2 separate regions of the Homo sapiens genome follow, and region 1 is linked to region 2. Evidence: read pairs that join two places in POLR2A ChIA-PET (ENCODE). Cell type or tissue: Caco-2. All regions are shown on one strand. Each heading gives the region's core, and the rest is flanking DNA. Links, peaks and the distances in the headings are about the cores only.

Evidence for each region. Peaks named below come from ENCODE experiments on the same cell type or tissue, not always from the same donor. Only the 100,000 strongest peaks of a DNase experiment are listed, where the experiment ranks them.
Region 1: POLR2A ChIA-PET joins it to region 2 with 11 read pairs; 2 of 35 experiments call an interaction of 5 or more read pairs at or near these places.

What each region holds. Positions count from the first base shown.
Region 1 is chr20:46,451,573-46,454,487 of GRCh38, reverse strand. No RefSeq gene overlaps it. Among named protein-coding and RNA genes, the nearest start is that of ELMO2, 46 kb to the right of the region's middle. In Caco-2, for the core only: no CTCF peak of the experiment used is centred there; no DNase peak of the experiment used is centred there.
Region 2 is chr20:46,203,403-46,206,317 of GRCh38, reverse strand. The region is part of intron 7 of CDH22 (cadherin 22); the gene reads left to right. LOC124904916 (a long non-coding RNA gene) reads right to left here and starts at 1,457. Exons shown (of 3, transcript XR_007067611.1): 1 at 79-1,457. RefSeq lists an enhancer at 129-208. In Caco-2, for the core only: no CTCF peak of the experiment used is centred there; no DNase peak of the experiment used is centred there.

The DNA.
Region 1 (2,915 bases), core at 293-2,792, 250 kb before region 2:
GATTGTCTTTTTCCATTTGTTTCCTAGTAGAATTTCTCCTAAATTTTTTTAAATGATAAAGTGAACACTGACCAAGATAGAAAAAGTAAGGAAAGTGGAAAAGAAAAGTACAATAGACTTTAAACAAGTAAAAATGAAAAAGAATCAATAAATGTTATCACAAATAATATGAACAAATTGAATTCCTACATCAAAGACAGAGGTAGTTTAACAGTGAGTTAGAAAACTAAATCCAACTATGTATGGCTTGTAAAAAAATGTACCTAAAACCAGGTGACAAAGGGAGTTTGAAATTTAAGGGATGATAAAAATAGATCCAGGTTTTTTTAAACATTTATCCACTAAAGTGTGACAACATAAGGGTAGTCCTGTGATTACCTTGTTTAACCAAACTTCCACAGAGTTGTAGTCTAGGGGATAGGATGGATGTTAAAAGCTGTGGCAGGGTCTGCTGATAGCCCTGCAGTAGCCATGGTTCCCTTCTTCCTTTAATAGTAGAACTCCCCAGTGAATTCTGGCAGGGCATATGGCCACCCAACTAGACTCTACATTTCCTGTCCTACTTTGCTACCAGAAAAAAACAGGAAGGAAATGGCACCTACCTGTCCATTGTAACTCTCACATGGATTATTTGGAGAGTGTAGACATTTATTTCCGATGGATTTAGTGATAATTTATCCTCCTTTGAATAACAACAAAAAGCTGAAGGCCATCAAATATACAATAGTAAGGGATTGGCTAAAGAAATTATCACACATCCAAAGGGCAGAATATCTTGCTATTTGTCGATAATAGAAAACTCTGCTATAGCAGAGTTTACTACATGCCAAGCACTATTCTAGGATATATATACATATATATATCTATGTAGAGATAGATGGATATAGATAAGACGAAACGGTTATTTAATCCTCATAACAACCTATGAAGTAGATACTGTTATCCCTGTTTTACAGATGGGTAGACCAAAGCACAGAGGTTAATTTGCCCAAGGTCATATACCTAGTAAGACATGGAGCCAGGATTTGAGTCTAGGAAGTCTGGCCCCAGAGGCCGTGCTCCTAACCATTAGCTTCTTCAAAAATGATCTTGTAGGGGAAAATCCACTGATAGGAAAATATGTTCATGTTATGTTTCTTTTCTCTCTGCAGCTAATATTTCTAACCTTTCATGGTCTTGAGAATCCACAGGAAACTGGAAAGGGCAGGGCAGGGAAGGAGCTTTCAGGCACGTCTGTCTCTTTTATTGATGGTGCTCTCTTCATCATCATTTCTAGTGAGAAACCTTTAAAGATATCTTATTTTGATTTTATTTGGAATGATGAACAGCACACTGAGAATGGGGCAACTTCTAATCTTGACATTGCCTCTAACCAACTGTGTGACCTAGTCTAGCCCAGTTTTATTAATCTTTAAATTGAGGAGGCATATTTAGATAATACTATAATGCCTTTCCATTTTTATCGTTCTGAACTTTGTATGTCAATCTATAGGGCAATCAGCACATCCTTAGAAGCCAAAGACAATGATGGATATAATATGAGTGTAGGGCCAGCTCAGATCAGGAAAGAATGAGTGGAAAATAAAGCATGTGTCTTCAGAGAATGTCTTTAGAGAAGGTTGAGATTGAATTTTCTCAGCTGGGCCTGCTGACTCTCTCCTGTCTTGAGTGTACCCTCACAGACATCCAATAAGCCTTTTATTGTGGAGTCTGCCCCCTGCCAAGCCCCTCAGCTTAGCTCCCTCCTTTGAGAAGTGCCCTGAAACGTCCATTGGCACACAACCCAAGTTGTCTCTGCATGGGGTAACACCATGCAAATTTTGCACACTCTGAACAGAAGGATCAAGAATTGTTTATAGCCCAGCTCCTTGCCTGGGGCTTTTCCACCCCTGCCTAGAGCTCTGGTGTGAGGTCTCACTGAATTTCTATTCCAGGAGTCTTGTCCTCCTAACACACAAGATCCATTGCATTCACATGGAGTCAGTATCTGAGCTCCAAGCACAGCTTCACTTTAGACAGGACCTCTCACCTGATAACCAATATTTGTCGCTGATAGTACACATTGGCCCCTGAATCTCACACTGGCTTCTGGTAAACTCAAACCAGGGGTGCTAGGAACAAATACAGGCCAGAGAGTACATAAGCCATCCTGAAGCTGCAGAAATACAGTGTCCTCCCAAACACCAAAGAAACATCAAGAAATCCTGGGCCTAGGAGGCTGGAGTCCATTTTTCTTCAGCATTTATTTCTTGTGGAGTCATTAAGATCATTTCATGGGGCTGAGTGCTGTGAAGAATTCAAAGACAGTTAACATCCAAGTCTGGGTTTTTGGCAATATGGCGTATTGGCGAAGCACAACACGGGATGGAAAGCAGTTCTGGGATTTAAAACCCCAGCACTTCCGCCACCTACCTGTTAATGTTGGATGACTGGCTTCACTTCTCTGAGCATCCATTTTCTTATTAAAATAAAGATGACATAAAATAATAAGATATCAGTACTAACCTCACAATAAACATGTTCATTGGTACACTTAATTAAAAGAACCTAGCAAAGTATCTTGCATAATAGAAGCAATGGCTTTTATTAGGATCTTGTTATGTGCAAGCAAAGGTATGCATGCCATATCACATTTAATCTCCAAAACAGGCCTACAAGATAAGTTCTCTTTCCATGCTCATCTTAAAGATGAGGAAAACAAGGCTGATAGATATTCCTTAAAATTACTGGAGTTAGGCCAGGCGCGGTGGCTCACTCTTGTAATCCCAGCACTTTGGGAGACTGAAGCGGGCGGATCACCTAGGTCAGGAGTTCGAGACCAGCCTGGCCAACATGGTGAAACCCCGTCTCTACTAAAAATACAAAAATTAGCCAGGCATGATGGCGCATGCCTGTAATCCCAGCTACTCAGGAGG
Region 2 (2,915 bases), core at 131-2,630:
AGAGTCAGAGAGGGGAAATGACTTCCCAAAGCCACCCAGCTCAAAAGGGGAAGCACCGGGGTTTGACCCATGACTCACCACTTCCTGAATCCAGCCTTTGGCCATTTCACTCCTGCTTCTTACTCTCCTTGTGGTTAGTGCAGTTCCTAAACTGGTGCAGCGTCCTCCCCTGTGCACTGGCCACAGAGATGATGGCCTCAGACATGGGCCAGTGGGAAAGCTTGGCCCGTGTGAACGAATCCAGTGACAGGTCCAGGTCCAAGTGGGCTTGGGCTGAGGCAGGGGCTTGAGGAGCTCCAGGGAGGGGTGAGTAGTTTATGCACCAGGAAGGGGAGTGACAGAGGTTTGCCCCAAAAGGCCCCTGCAAGGGGACGAAGAGGACAAGGCTTGGAATGGGGAGAGTGTGCCCCAGGTTGGAGTGATGGGGAGGAGAGATGGCAGGGACAGAATCATGGAGCCAGGAGGTTAAGTTCAGGAGCAGCGAGACCAGCTGGACAAGCTCACGACAAGGGACAAGGGAGCACTTGGAGACAGGCTGCGAAGGACATTGAATGCCACATGAAGAAGTGGGACTTTATCCTCTAGGCAGTGGGAAGCCTTAGAAGGCTTGAGAAGGAGGCAGGAAAGTGCTCAGATGGGCCCACCTCTCAGTTAGGCAGGTTTGCAGATAGACTGGCCATTTATCAGCCCAGCCACGTTCCTACCTAGCCCCATTGTGAGTCTCCTTTGATCATCAAAAACAGCTAGTCCACACTGCAGCAGAGGAAGCGAACACTTCCTTTCTCCACCCAGCACTCCACAGTGTGGTGCAGCAGAAACTGCAAGGGCTTTGAAATCAGAGGAGACCTGGGTTCAAATCCCAGCTCAGTTGTGGAGTCTTGGGCAAGTCAATGCACCCCCTCTGAGCCTCGGTTTCCCCATCTCTAAAATAGACATCATAATAGTATGTGCCTCATTCATAGGTATTAAATGTCTACCACATACCAAGTTCTGTGCCTGGTGCTCTCAGGGTTGGAAGAAGGATTAAGTGCTTAGCATATAGCAGGCCCTCGAGAAATGGTCATTACCATTTTTCTTGGTGGTCTGCACACCCATTTTTTCCCTTTCATTCTGCAACTAGTGTTAACCACATACAATTTTCCAGGCATCATGTGTGGGCTTTTCTGTATATGCCTAAAGGGAGTGGGGGAAAAGAGTCACAGATAGGGTGGAGTGAGCAGAAAGGAATCCCTTGGTTGGGACAGTGGAGCAGGAGGCAGGCTGCTTTGTTTTGGAAGAGGCTCCCGAACTACACCCCGACACACACACACGAGCAGCTTGGGCGGCAGCTGCATCATTCAGTCAGCTGCTCGTATGTTCATGCACTCACACACAGGCACACCAGAAAGCCTGTATGTGCATAAGCCTGCAGCCTTCCCTATTTATTATGCCTGCATGCATTATATATGCACATATTTATGTAGAGGAAAACCACACGTGCACCCCAGCCAGGAAGCAGCACCCTCCCCATTTTCTCCACCCTAACCTTGACAACAGCAGCATTTTGTGCTGTTGCTAACACAGAAATGCTAGCAGGTGTACCTGGCTGGCTCCTTAAGAGGATGCTGTTAGACCTCCGGCTCTGAACAGACATGGGAGCTTGGCTCTGCCACTAACTAGCCCTGTGTGACCCAGGGCAAGATACCTGGCTTCTCCGAGCCTCAGTTTCCTCCTCTGTAAAATGAGAGTGATGACAGTATCTGAGGATTCGAAGAGCTCATGATACAAAGTCTTGCTCAACAAAGAAAAGTAAGAGCTAGTCTGTACACCAAGAACCATCTTAAGGATTTCTTGGTAGTCACTTGTCCGAACCTCACAACCAGCCTGTGAGGTAGGTATTACTATCTCTGTCTCTCTCTCTTTTTTTTTTTTTTTTTTTTTTTTTGAGACAGAGTCTCACACTATCTCCCCAGCCAGAGTGCAATGGCGCGATCTTGGCTCACTGCAATCTCTGCCTCCCGGGTTCATGCAATTCTCCTGCCTCAGCCTCATGAGTAGCTGGGATTACAGGCACATGCCACCACACCCAGCTAATTTTTTGTATTTTTAGTAGAGACGGAGTTTCACCACGTTGGCCAGGCTGGTCTCAAACTCCTGACCTCGTGATCCTCCCGCCTCAGCCTCCCAAAGTGCTGGGATTATAGGTGTGAGCCACCCTGCCCGGCCTACTATCTCCATTTTTAAGAGAAGGAAACTGAAGAACAGAGAGATTAGGTGACTTGCCCAAGGTCACACATCTAGGTTTCAAACCTAGGCAGATGGGCATCAGATCTGCACCCCTAAGCACCATTCCCAGGCCTCCCTTGCATGTGTGGGTGCACACACACACGAGCTGCCACAAACTCATATTCTCTCCCTATTCCCCCAGCCTCACCTGTTCTAGTTCCCCTTGCTGCCCTTCAGGTTGTTGTCACCAAATGAGAAGTAGGACTGCAAAATTTAAGCAGAACCTTCTAGACCCACAGCTTCCTCCTGTCCTTCTCAGACTACTGTGTCCCTACATCTTACCTCCCCGCCCCCAGGCATGCAAGCCACACACTGGGTTGGGGGGACTCCTGTGTACTCCCTGCCAGACATCTCTGAATAATAATTACAGTGACAATAGTTCCCATTCATGGAGTAATTTTCCTGGAACTCAGCTAGGCACCTTACATGCGTTTCATTCTCCCGACAACTTACAAAGTAGGATTATCATCTCTATTTTGCTGGGAATTAAAGATGGAAGTGACTTGCCTGGGGGCAATGCAGACCTGGATCCAGACCCAGGGCTGAGCTGCTGCCTCTTGAGCCACTGCTCAACTATAATGCACAATCTCACACACACAGGAACACCACTCACATATTCACGCCACACAAAACACACACTGTCCACCCAC